2 separate regions of the Homo sapiens genome follow, and region 2 is linked to region 1. The links are chromatin contacts, found by Hi-C or POLR2A ChIA-PET in ENCODE. All regions are on one chromosome and are shown on one strand. The core of a region is the stretch at or near the end of the contact, and the rest is flanking DNA. Distances in the headings are between cores, read along the strand shown.

Region 1 (6,851 bases), core at 1,695-4,194:
GAACAAGGCAGCAGGGTGGGTGAGCCAGAGGATAGGGTAGGGTGAAGCACCTGGAAAGGGAGGACAGTACTAATGGATACAGTGCAGAGAGTGTGTCCCCTGAGACAGACTCAGACAGAAAACAAGCTGCAGCAGCGTCTCTGTGGATGGTGGGCCCAGGGATTCACAGCCTAATGAACTAGATCATGAAATCTCATTTGCGTGTTTGATAGCTCCTGCCATGCGCTCGGGTTCACTTAGGACGAAAAGAAAAGGGGGGGCACTGGGAAAGGGCTCGTTTTCCGTGCTTTCAAAGAGTGGGAAGATTGATGGGGAGAGAGGTCCCAGGGGGCCTCCCAGGGAGGCAGACGTGGCCCAGTAAGCTCAGAGAGCTGGGAGGCCTGAGTCGTCACCAACAGCTGAATGGATGTCCTACACAAGCCCTGGCCAGCACGGCCGCCTGCATGGAGCAAGCCTTGCTGTTGACAATTCATAATTTAACTTACAAAGAAAGAAGCTATGCACATCCTCCTACCATCTCCCAGCAGGATGCTGTAGGAGGGTAGCCATGAGACCCCACAGAGCACCGCTTCTCAAACTATTGGTGATGAAGGACTAGTTGTTTCTTATTTTTTTGTTTTCCCAATCTGTCATGGACAAATCTTTGATAAAATACAACAAAAATAAATCACTGGAGAAAAAAATGAAAAGTAAAAAGTCCAAAGTTTTAGTATTTGGATTCAACAGATGTAAAATTACTCTGTCATATTGTTATAGAAGTTTCAGAATGCTTATTCTCAGTCTCGGTGCTATCTCGTCATTTATGGGTGACAAATTGTTCTTGAACCTGCCCTGGTCTGTAGACCACTCTTTAAATAGTGCTGTTGCAGAGGACTTCAGAACAGCTTGGCAGAGCCTCCTGCCCCCAGTTAGTTATCCAGCCTGAGGGTTTGGAGGTGGGGATGAGACATGCCTAAAGAGAAGATCTCTGGGCAATGGATTTGGCAGGACAAGAATCCATGGCAACCTTTAGTTGAAACCAAAATTCTACAAATGTTGGTGCTTGTTACACTTTCATTCATGACAACTCCCTGAGGGACCCATATTGCATTTGGTCTTCCTTAAACGGGGAAACCAAGGCTCAGGGCCGTTCTGGGACTTATTCAAGTTCACAAGGAGCTTCCAAAGCCCAGGTCTTCCTCCTCATTTCCAGTACCCTCTTCAACCAACTTCCTCGTTCTGATGGGAGGATGCCATTATCTACACAGGAGCCCCCTGAGGGAGATGTTCTCTTCTGCAAGGGCCCCTCTTCCTTGTGGTTGCTGACAGCTTCTGTGGGCATTGCTCAGATTCCTCCTAACACTCTTATCTGCCTTCCTCATTCCCTCTTTCATGAGGAATGGGATCCCAGTCCCTCCCAAAGGAAGGAGCTGAGCAAGATGCTAAATCACAAAACCTCTTCTTCTTGGCCACAGGAACCAGGAGATCCACCTCAGACATTTCCTCTCGCCCACTGTTGAATTGTACCTTCTGGAATTGAGAAGACATCCGGAACCATGGAGGTCTGGACCCTCTGAGCCCTTACTCCTGAACCCCTCTGTCTGAGCCTGTTTTCCTTATCACACTCAGAAGGGAAGGGGCTGTCCAACCCTGTTTCTCATCTAAGCCATCCACAAGCTCACGCTTGTAGACAGACCACCATCTCCCGGCCTGGCAGCTGTCAGCAACAGAAAAACCTGCTTTAGCCAGTTCCATCTTCGCCAGCAGATGTCACTACAGCCTGACCTCAGGTTACCCAAAATGAGTTCCTAATTTGGGTCATGAAGCTCTAGGAGGACCACGGACAAACACGCACCCAGAAGAGAATCCTTTTGCCCTTTTTCTTTTCTTCTATGGGGCAAACTTACTGACTGCCAGTAAGATGTTTTTTATACTTCTGTTTCACCATCTGTAAAATGGACATTTCCACCATGTTCCCTATCTTCCCTACAGGGATGCTGTGGGATTCTGGAATGCCTATGATGTTCCAGAACTAATTGGTTCCCCTCCTCACAGGACCTCAGTTATTTCCTCAAACAGAGGATAAAATTAGAGCACCTTTATGATAATTGACTTGCCTCGCATTTGCCTTAACAGATACCTGGAACCATCTCCACCTACTTCCGTTTCCATAGTAACAGAAGGGTCAAAAAAAAACTAACAAAATAAGACACCTAAGAGGCATAAACAAAATATGTGATGGTGTGGGAGGCTGTAAAGTTTTTATTGCCACCTGTTTGGGAAGACCTGCATAATTCAGTCGTGCTCCTGGCATTTGTGAGCAAAGCAATCACCCCAAAGTTGTGGCAATAAAGCCTTTATAGCCCCCCATGCTGGCACGCCCGCTTTCTAGGTACAAAGCCCCAGTTTGATAAACTTCCGCTTCTCACATTTGCATAATGGAAATGGACTAGATTTTAAACCCAGGCTGTTGGGAGGCATAACTCGCAGCTCTCCTGGAAGTGAATCACGAGCTTTCCTGGGTGGAGGTAGCTGGAAGAGGCACCGAACCCCACCGATAAGACCACAGGGCAGGGCAGGGGCACCAGAAAAGACCCTCCCCGCTCTCTTGGATGTAAGGCCGGGCCAGGTTTTGGTTGAAGGTCACATTGCTCCTGGGTCAGAGAACTATAACATCAAAGCGCCTTTATGGTAAGCACACTGGCAGAAAGAGCCTGTCTAGGGCAACTTTGGGGCAGAAAGGGTGGTTATAACCCAAGTATGTACGTGATGTTCTTTCCCTTCCGACCCTCCACCCCCATGCTGCTCTCTGGCACCCTCACATTTTCTGGTACCCCCTCCTCCAACCTGCCATCCATTGCCCACTATTCCCACAATTTTTTTGCAAAGTGTGCACATTGCGGATGGGGGGAAGGGGTAGCAGTGGCTGCGCTTGGTGCCTCCCCCTCTCGGGAGATTACTGCAGCCCTGCCGGCGCTCAGTGGTAAAAGTTTGAACGTGTCTGCAGAGCTTAATCAAATGCTAATTCCGTGTGGTGAAAGAATTTGCTGGAATCTGCAAGGGAGCTCCTGGCAGCAAGAAAATGCGTTGATTCACTCCCAAATCTGCTTTGCCCAAGCCGGGTGCGATTTAGACTGTAAAGCTGCATTAAATCACAAAGTGCTGTGTGGATCACACAGCCATCCTTTGTGTCGTTAATGAAGGGAAAAACAGGGCTTTATTCTGAAGCTTTGTGTATAATCAGATGCCATGTTGTAAAGCTCTGGAAAACACACCAGAAATCATAATTGGGAGGAAATAAAAGGGTTAGTCCAAAACAGCATATGATTTAAATAAGAAGGAAAAAGAAACTGCCCCCAAGATTTGTGCGTTTCAAGAATCAACTTTTAATTCATTCGCAGGGAGATTACAGAAGGGGAGGAGCAGCCTTTAAAATAGTATGAAAAGCTAGTTTAGATGTAAATGAGAGATAATGGGCTTTCACCAGAAAATAAGCAATGGGGCCAAGTTTGTGCCCAGGGCTGGGGGATGGGGGTGACATCTTGGCCTGCAGGGCTCCGGAGCCCTCTAGATCCAGGTGCCGCAGACAGCGTGGGGTTTGCGGCCTGTTAGGAGCAACGGGAGGATTTGGGGCACAGGGTCTGGTAACCAGCATTCGGAGGAAGAAAAAATGGTGTTGCCTGCCCGTGTTGGTTCCCAAGGGTCCTGGGGCTTGGCGGAGTTGGGGCTGGGGGAGGTCTTGATTGTTGCTTTAACACAGAAAATCTCCTTGGTGTGAACATTTTGAGGTCGGTAAGGAAAGGGGTTGGGGCTTTTAGGCTTGTCTTACAGCTGGAGTTAAGGAGCGCTGCGCGGAGCCCTCCCCAGCCCTAATTCACTAATGATTTGCTTATTAGTTCAGATCAGGGAGCCAGCTTCTGGAGAGATGTGAATTGGCATTGATTTAATCCTCTTCCCAGCACGCGTTCCCGGCCCTGGGTGAGGCTGGGAAGGGAGAGGGGGGCTGCCAGCCCTTTCAAGAGCAAGTTGCTGCTTCTCCTGTCTGGCTTTGTCTGCTTTCCTTACCATCTGCTCTCAGGCAGAGAGGAGCCATGGATGGAGGGGGCGAGCCCCAGAGTCCAAGCCCAGGCTCTAGATCTGGTTGACCCTAGTAATGCTGAGCTCAGTGGCCTCCTGGCAGGTACAGCATATAGATGAGATGCTGTGAAGGTCCCTCAGCTCTGGCATCTATCATTAGAGGGACTGGAGCCTCTGGAACATCTTAGTGGGGAGGAATTCTGCCCATAATGTATTTGGTGTCCTGTGAGCCAGGTGCTGTTTCATGTATGATGTCACCTGCCTCTCCGGTAGATACCATGATTATTCACACTTTACAAGGGAGGAAGCCGAGCCTCAGAAAGGTTAAGTAACCTGTCTAAGGTCACACGGGTAAAACATTGGAACCCAAGCTGTATAACTCAAATCTTTGATCTTCACCACACATTATGTGGTTTAATCTGAGCTGCTTCTGCTTGAACATACCTTCTTGTTTGATTATCTCTTTATAAACTGCCATTGAGAACATTTTTCTCCATCCTTCTTCTAGCTAGATGATTTAATAATGGCCAGGGACTTAGTATTCTAGAGCATACTGCCCATGGTTCATCTTAGTGACTAAGTACCCTTTTCTGAGCAAAACAAGAAGTACAACCCAATGTTTGTTTTTTCCAACCTGATTGGCCCAATTCTAGTCCCAGCTCCGCAGCTTTGCTTGGGTGGTTCTCATGATCTACACTCCCCATCCTTCCCTTCTCCACCTATCTAAAGCCTACCAATACCCCCAAGACTTAATTTAATCCATTAGCACCCACTCTCACCTCTCCCACAGAGAGTTCTCTTTTCTAGACCACCATTGGGCACTTAACACACCTTCCTGCGCCTATCTTTCCATATGTATCTGTGCTTTTCTCCTTTGTCAGCCTGAGCTTTTAAGAATGGAAACTGAGTCTTCCACTTCCCTACATTTCTAATTCTACAGTGTCTTGAACATAGTGCTCCCTCAGAAAATACTTGCCTGTTAGCTGATTAATAAAACTTGGGACTTGACTTACGGTTTCTTTGGAAATCTCTGGTGCATATCTTTTCAATCCCTGTAAGCCTGGCTACTCCTCAACAGAGATCCATTACAGATCTCACTCAGTTTCTGAATGCTATTAAGGGTCCAAATAAAGTTTGAGTTTCCAAGAAATCCCTGTAGTTGGCTTGTCCTCAAGTCAGTTCCAAAAGAATCCAACCAACATTTATTAAACTCCTACTGTGTGCCCAGGCACTGTGCTAGGCACGGAGGATATCAAAATTAATAAGATGTATAGGGTTTGCCTTTTCATCTGGAGTATGATTATATCCTGAACCAGACAGCCATTGCATGGGGCTCCCCCAGGAATGGTAAGCTTTGTAAGAATTGGGATAATGCCCAGTTTTGTTCACTATTCTATCTCTAGCACATTACACAGTAGAAGGCATGCTCAGTAAATGTATGTGGAATATGATTATGCAGAGAACTTTGCCATGTTAACTCACAGAATCTTTACCCCAACACAGTGAAATTCGTATATTGATTTCCATTTCATTGACGAAAAAACAGATGCAGTGACTTTATATAAGTTTCTGGAGGTCATATGGTAGGGGAGAGGCGTGGACAGACCCATGTCTGTCTGGCTCCAAACTCATTTATCACATCCCTCACCCAGGACACCCAGGACTCCCTCCTGAGTCGGTAGAAGATGGGGCAGAAAGGTATGAACCAATTCTGGCAAAAGTGTAAGTTACCATCGTCCCCTCAACACCCAATTCATAGACTAGCTTAAAAGAAATTGCTCAAAATGAGCCCACCTAGTCCTTGGTTTCTAAATACCATTTCCCATCAAAAGGAGGCAGCTTCCTTGGAGAAACAGATTAAAAGAGGCTGAAGAGACATGACGACTAAATGCAATATTGATCCTAGATTGGACTGTGGATCAGAAAAAGAACGTGCTACAAAGTACAGTATAGGAACTACTGACAAAATTTGACTATGGCCTATACATTAGATATTTTTCTATCGGTATAAATTCCTTGAATATAAAAATGGCCTTATGGTTATGTGGGAGAATGTCCATCTTCTTAGGCGAAATATATAGAGGTGAAGTGTCATGATGCCTGTACATTACTTTCAAATGGTTCAGGAAAAAGATAGACAGCCACATGTGTAAATATGGCACAATAATAATTCATGAATCAAGGCATGGGGCATATGGATGCTTGTATTATTTTTTCTACTGTCTGAAGGTTTAAAACTTTTCAAAATAAAAATTGAAAGAGGAGATAATTATGCAGAAATGGCCCTGAAAATGTTACCCACATCCACCAGAAAGGTCTGGAATGGAGACTGGGGGTCACAGTAAGTAGATAGCTGCTGAGAAAATGGGTACATTAGCTGATGTCCATTCTTACAAGAACACTCTCAAGAAGCTTTTGTGGAAACAGACCGTTTTTTATAGGGTTTTTAAATGCGAAAGCAAATTAACTACTACGTGCCATTAAATACAGAGCTATACCTGTGAAAACCCTTGAGTGGTAACCCAGGAGGAGGCAGAAGCAGGTTTGAGGTATCCCACCTCCACTTCAGAGACTAAAACCTGGGCCACTTATTACCTAAGGTAACACCTAAATGTCAAAAGGCAAGGACGGAGCCAGAGAGCAAAGCTTGCCTGTGAATACAAATGGGAACAGGCTTTCAAAATAAAGCTGAGGTTCAGGTTCCAATACTCCAAATGCCAATCAAAAGACTCATTTATTTTTTAAATATGTGGGTGAGAGTTGAGAATTACATCTGAAAGGCCACTATCCTGGAA
Region 2 (6,851 bases), core at 3,205-5,704, 35 kb after region 1:
TGGGTAAGGTTAAAACGTCAGTGACAGCCGGGCGTGGTGGCTCAGGCCTGTAATCCCAGCACTTTGGGAGGCTGAGGCAGGTGGATCATCTGAGGTCAGGAGTTCGAGACCATCCTGGCCAACATGGTGAAACCCCATCTCTACTAAAAATACAAAAAATTAGCCAGGTGTGGTGGCAGGCACCTGTAGTCCCAGCTACTCAGGAGGCTAAGGCAGGAGAATGGCATGAACCTGGGAGGAGGAGGTTGCCGTGAGCCGAGATCACGCCACTACACTCCAGCCTGGGCAACAAGAGCGAAACTCCGTCTCAAAAAAAATCGGTGACTATCAGGGACAAAAGAGATTTAATCAAACCACAAAAAACTGCTCACGTAGCACTGTCATGTTCCCACCTGGGCATGGAAGGAGAAAGTTACACAAGCCAGACATCCCATAAGTTCCCAAGATGATCATTATTAAAGCAAACTAAATATGGCCTGAGAAGGACTCTGTACTTCTATATTTGGGTCCTTGTGGATGAACTGTAACCTAGCTTAGTAACCAGACAAAACTGAAAACCTAACTTAATAGTATGCACCTGTAACAATGGCTGGGTGATGGCCAATCCCAGCGGCCATACATCAACCACTCATTGACTGCTGAATGTTCAAACCGCCTTCAAATAAGGCAAATGCCGAGCTGTAACCAATCTCACTGTTTCTGTACCTCCCTTCCGATTCCTGTACGTCACTTTACCTTTTTTGTCTATAAATTTGTTCTGACCATGAGGCATGCCTGGAGTCCCTGTGAATCTGCTGTGATTCTGGGGGCTGCCCAATTCGCGAATCATTCATTGCTCAATTAAACTCCTTTAAATTTAATTCGGCTGAAGTTTTTATTTTATCATCATCAACATTAAAATGCCACAAGTCACTCAGTGCCTTCCCATCAAGCTAAAGCAATAAACAAGGAATTGTACAGCACCAAAACAAGATGTTCAATAAAGAAAATGCATGAATCTGTGACATGGAAAGAGCCACTTTCTTGTTTTGGTTTGTTTGGGGCTCCAAATAAATTAACCCAGTTTCCAAATTTTCAATTTCCAAATTAACTCAACTTCCCAGGGACCTTTCTGATAAGCAACGTTTCTAATAAATAAGTCCTGATGTAAGGCAGTCCTGTTATCCATCTAGAATTTCCCCACAAGCACCACAAAAGTATCATTCTATTTATTTTCTTGAGATACATACTCAAGAAGAAACGTGGATGGCCCCATATGTGAGGTGTACTTAGAATTCAGTGCCTCTCACCTGAATGTTTCAAGATGGGTCCTCAGAAAGCTGTTTTAAGTCTTTCTTCTCCCCACCTCTTTCTTCTCCCCACCGGTCTCCCTTGGGTTGGCTCCACTGATTTTCCCCAAGTTCCCAAGAACAGAAGCAAAAAGCTTAAGGGAACAATTAATGAAGCAGCTGCACGTCTTGACCTGGGGACATACAGCACGACTGCAGCCACCTTGGTGACAAAGGTAGCATTTGCATCTTATGGGCCAGGAACAAAGAAAGAAAAGAAGTAACAAGGGATACTGAATGAGCAATTACCTTGTTTCAACACAGTTTTAAATGTAGATGCATTACCTTATTTAATCCTCACAACAATATTAGGAAGTTGGTACTTTTATTATCTTCATTATATGGATGAGAAAACAGGTTCTGAGAAGTTCAGCAATTGACCCAAGGGGACACAGCTAGGAAGTGGGGGTGTGGGGTGCGGGGGTTTCAACCTAGGAACAATTCAGGACAGGCTCTAGGAGCTAAGCCCCCTAACCCATCAGATGCTCCAGGCCCTCTAAGAACCCTAGAGTGGCAGAGGGCATTCTGAGCTGACTTCTGAAAAGGGTGTATTCTTGCCGGGCATGGTGACTTATGCCTATAATCCCAGCTACTGGGGAGGCTGAGACAGGAGGATCGCTTGAGCCCAGGAGTTTGAATCCAGCCTGGGCAACATAGCAAACCTCGTCAAGAAACAAAGAAAAAAAAGAAGGAAGGAGGGAGGGAGAGAGGAAAGAAGGGAGGCAGGGAGGGAGGAAGGGAGGCAATGAGGAAGGAAAAGGGAAGGAAGGAAAGAAGGAAGGAAGGAAGGAAGGAAGGAAGGAAGGAAGGAAGGAAGGAAGGAAGGAAAGTATACATTCTGGGCCTGAACTGACCATGTGGCTTTGCCTGCTCCAACAGGACATTCTCTGAAGGAGGATGGGGCCAGCTTCATGTTCCCCAGCTCAGGAACCTTCAGCAGTGATGAGTCGAGGGTCCCTCTGCCTCCCTTTTGCAGTCTAGGCATGTGGGAAGGTGTCGAGAGCCACCTGCTGCTCTCAACACAGCCAAAGCTGGCCATGACCAAACCCTGGAAAGGGGTGTGGAAGCTGCTTCAGATTCACCAAAGCACCTAGGCTAGGGTGCTGAGGACCAGGTTGGCCTATTCTGTACCGTTGTGACACTCCAACCTCAGACCTGAAGTTCCCCATTCCCCCCCTCCACAAAGCCCCTCCCAGTCAGACGGCAGCATCCATGTCTTCCAGCTGGGCAGGCCGGTGAGGGCAGGTGGGTATACCGCCCCTCCCTCTTGGCACCCACTCTTCCCTGGCTGCCTCATCCCCAAGGCACAAGATTTACAAAGACTAAGATGTAAAGAACAATTGAAAACAGGACCATAAGGGAGGCCAAAGATTAATACACAAACAATGGAATCATGGGAGAGATATTTGGAGCCTCCGTGGAAGGAATATTTGAGGGTGAGGTCTCTCAAGTTCACCAATAGATCACCAATTGGCCATTGAATACTTTTGGTAAAAACCAGGTCCAGGGACAGCCTGTCATCCCCACTGACCCATCAGGAGGGAAGTAGACTGAGACGGGGGTCCTGAAGCTCCCCTGCTGTACCTGCTGTTAACCTTTTCATTGTTGGATGGAGGGGCAGGCGGAGGGGGCAGTGGGGGCAGAGCGGCAGGGCCTGGGAGAGGGGTACTTGGGGAGTTGAGGCTGTTTACCAAGGAGCACAGCGGATTTTGATATTTTAACAGCTGCTACGGCCTGGCTTGAGCAGGCCAGCTTGAGTATGACCCAGGACAGGGTCTCCTGGTGGCTGGGAACCCCCAGGTACACATGACTGCTCTGTAAGGCAGGTTCTCCCAGGCCCCCAGAAAGGAGTCCTCATGAAAGAGGGCCCCTTCTCAAGCACACACACTCTCTGCCACTACCACTGCAGATGCATGGCGTCCTGTAGGGCTAGCTCATGGAGATATCATCCCCACAGGGAGGACAGAATGATTTGCACTGAGCCTGAGCCTCTCAGGCTTGCTCTCTCTCTCTCTCTCTCTCTCTCTCTCTCTCTCTCTCTGGCCCAATGCCTGGTCTTTGAGGCTGCCTTTGTGAGAAAGAGGAGGCCAAGGCCCCCACTGGCTATTCTCTGTGCAGAGCTAAGTAGCCTGGGGGGCTGGGAGGAAGCCCTTGACCTCAGGGGCCCTAAACTGCGGCTGACAGCAGGCAGCAAGGGGGGGCCCTTGGGAATGGCGCTTTATTGAGGAACATTTGTCTTCATTTGGGGCAGTCTACATCTCATCCCACAGGCGTGCCCTGAGGCCCGAGTCTCCCTGACCCCTACCCTGACTGTCTCTGCACTGCAACCCCTGTCCCCTGCACTGGATTGAAGGGGAAGTTGTCTCTTAAAGCTCCTTGGAGCCAAGGTGACAGACGTCAGGGAAGAATAACAGGAAATTCCCTCACACCCTAGAATGCTCCCAGACCCTGCCCAGGAAAAGAGGCTTAAGATAGGGATGGGCACCTCACAGACTCAGCCCCAAAGACCTGGGTCCTCCCTGGCTAAGTGATTCTGCTAATTCCCACTCAAATTCAGCATAATAGTCATAGGTTTGGATAATGAAAAAATATGTACCTATGGTTTTCAGTATGCAAACTAAAGAATTAAATCTCCTCAAAATAATTGTGGTTGGTCAGGAGGCCCCCAGACACTGTCTTCTCTCTCATAGAAAGAGACTCTGGTGGAAAGGACTCTGCGAAGGGGCTTTAGAACCTGAAAATATCAGAGTGCAAGATTGTGGTGTGTTTTTCTTTTCCTGAAAAAGTCAGGATATTTAAAATGTTAGAAGACCACGAACTATGCCCTAGATGCTGCCACAAATCTGAGGAGCTGTTAATAAATCATCTCACCTCTCTGTGCCTCATTTTCCAATTTTTAAAAAATTGCCTAATCATCAAAGAGGCCCGGAAGCTAGGCTACCAAGGCGCGACGCTGTTTACACCCCAGACCCAGGTTCTCAGCTCGGCTTTGCTTGGGAAAGGCTCGGAACCTGTCTGGGCCTGGGGGTTTAGCACAGAAGGCTTTGGTTAGCTGCACTGTGCTGAGCGCAGCTCTGCAGCGAGGTTTAGGGAGCTGCGGTGCGTTAGGCACAAGGCACGTGGCGCGCCTCGCTCCAGCACTTTGCAAACGCACAGCAGCGCAGGGCCAGAGCGGCTGGCCCCCAGGGGTGGGGGCGACCAGGGACAGGAGGTCCCATATGGTGTCGTCGCGTTAAAAACGTAGGTCCTAAGGGGCGAGCCGCGTCCGACCTCCGCGCCCCTGCCCGACGCGGCGCCTCGCTCGCCGGCCCCGCTCGCTGGATTCATTTCCATCTGGAGCGCGGCGCGTCCCAACCGCCCTTATCTCGCCGCCGCCGCGGCTCTGCAGGCGCGGGCGCCCCGGGCTCCCTCCCTTCCTCTCCCCTCCCCCGCCCGCGCCTTTGTCTGGCCCGGCGGCGCGCTCGGAGCCAGCAGGGCGGGTAATTGGCGGCCGGAGGAGGCGAACGGCCCGGCCCGGCCTCCGCTAATGAGCGGGCGGAGCCGCGGGGAGGGCGCGGCAGGGCTCCGGCGCGGAGCCGGGGAGGGAGCTTCCGTGGCCGCGCGGACCCCGGGATGGCTCTCCGAGTCCCGGCCGCCCCCTCCCGGGCTGTGGCGGGGACCGGCGCCCTGAGGGGCATCCCTTCCTCCTCCCCTCTCCCTCCCCTATCCCGTCCCCGGCGCGCTCCAATTACCCTGCGGCCGTGCCAAGGCCTGCGGCTGCCCCCGGGCCGCCCCCGCGTCCCCGGAGAAATGCCAGGGACAGAACGCGCGGGCAGGAGGGCAGAAGGAGGCGGCTCCCTGGGGGCTTCGCTGCGCTGCAGGGGACCCAGGCGACCCTGGGGCACGGCCACCGTTGTTGTGGTGGGGGGGCACCCCCGGGGTCCGATGCCAGAGAGCTCTCTTAGGGAAGCCCTCAGGCAGCTGCGAAACCTGCTCCAGCATAGATGGTGATAAAACCCACCCTGGTTTCTAAATTAATTATACTCAATCCGCCTCGCTCTGCCGGCCCCGAGCTACACTTGTGTATCGAAGGGCGCGGTAGCCCCTCGGTGGGGGTGGAGGGGATGCTCTGTTGTTGGCTCCGAGAAACCCCCTTTCCAGGACTGTGTGCGGGAAGTGACAGAGGCCAGCGGAGCTTTAAGGAAAATAGGGGCAGGAATAGGGGACAGAGGGAAGCCTTTCTCCAGCCAGTACCCCCGTCGACTCCCCCTCCTGGAAGCCCGCCCTGCTGCCATCACTGGCCCGAGGACCCCGGCTCCAGGAGCGGGTCCCGCTTCCTGCGGTGCAGTACTCAATTGTCAGGATTTCTACAACAAACTGGCCCTTGTGCCTCCATGCTCAACTTTCGCTTATCTCCATTGAGCCCGGCTCCGTCTCCATTCCCGCCGGTGCTTTGTTCCCTAGCTGCGTTCTGGGTTCTTGAAGTCACTAATGCTTAGCATTAACAGGATCCTTCGTGGCCGCCCTTTCAATCGTGGCTTCTCAGACTTGGGAGCTGAGGTTCTGCCTGTGGAAGGAAGGGCCCACACCTCAGGGACTTGGGGGTCCATGGGGGAGCCCCACACTGGCCCCAGCACAGCCTTAGGGTATCACAAGCAGCCTAGGACAGCCCCAGAGAGGGAGTGTCCCAGTGGCTTCCAGGGTCACTTGACTTAATAGGGACTACCACATCTTAAGGGAAAAAAGGTCATTTTTCTTTCAAAGAGTCCCCAGCTAGAACCTTTCCCTTTCCTGCCCAGCTCCCACCACAGTGGCCACCTGGGAGCAGCCCACCCACAGAGAGCTTTTCCCCCTTTTTATTTACTTTTTTATTGAGGTATATACTTACATATTAAGTGTAACTGCACATATTAAGTGCACTGCTTGATTCATTTGCGCATATGTATATATCTGCATCATCATCACCCAGGTTAAATATGGAACATTGCCAGCAGCCCAAAAGGTTTCTGCGTATCTCAATCAGTCAACATCTCCCAACTCTTCTGATCTCCGTCACCATAAATCAGTTTTGCCTATTTTTATAAACGAAATGATGCAGCCTGCGCTCGTCGGTGTTTGGCTTCTTTCACTCAATGTCAGTTGCATCCATGCTATTGCATAAAACAGTAGTTCATCCTTTTTAATTACCGAGTGGTATTCCATTGTAGAATTATACGGCAATTTATGTATCCACTTGACTTTTGATGGACATCTGGATTGCCTCCAACTTGGGGCTGTTATGAATGAAGTGGTTATGAGCGTTGTTCTTTATTATATGTCTTTTGGTGGATACAAGGGCCTATTCTTGTTGGGTATACACACCCAGGAGTGGAATCGCTAGGTCATAAGGTAGGTATATGTTTAACTTTATTGCCAAAGAGTTTTCCAAAGTAGTTGTACCCAGTTAGCCTTTAAAGCTGCAATCAGGGCATAAGTGCTATTCAGAGAAATAAATTGCAGGCATAGCATAATAATGACGGCAGACATATGTTGAGCACTTAGAAT

The links. A loop is a pair of places that touch in the nucleus more often than their neighbours do. ChIA-PET counts read pairs that join two places held with the same protein, here RNA polymerase II (POLR2A). Pooled maps may share reads with other maps.
Region 2: a map of posterior cingulate gyrus shows a loop between it and region 1 (14-fold over the local background). The contact joins two enhancer-like sites. A Hi-C loop is called at or near these places in 5 of 168 maps with a recorded cell type or tissue (ascending aorta, dorsolateral prefrontal cortex, head of caudate nucleus and 2 more) and 6 of 50 pooled maps. POLR2A ChIA-PET finds 5 or more read pairs at or near these places in 3 of 52 experiments (AG04449, H1 and HEK293).

What each region holds. Positions count from the first base shown.
Region 1 is chrX:39,650,792-39,657,642 of GRCh38, forward strand. No RefSeq gene overlaps it. Among named protein-coding and RNA genes, the nearest start is that of MIR3937, 7.0 kb to the right of the region's middle. RefSeq lists enhancers at 2,180-2,741, 2,742-3,301. Within about 2 kb of position 2,945, at least 2 of the 41 ENCODE cell types and tissues checked have a DNase peak (open chromatin) inside an H3K27ac peak, as active enhancers do; they include dorsolateral prefrontal cortex, where a contact is called at or near this core.
Region 2 is chrX:39,684,176-39,691,026 of GRCh38, forward strand. No RefSeq gene overlaps it. Among named protein-coding and RNA genes, the nearest start is that of MIR3937, 26 kb to the left of the region's middle. Within about 2 kb of position 4,455, at least 12 of the 41 ENCODE cell types and tissues checked have a DNase peak (open chromatin) inside an H3K27ac peak, as active enhancers do; they include dorsolateral prefrontal cortex, where a contact is called at or near this core.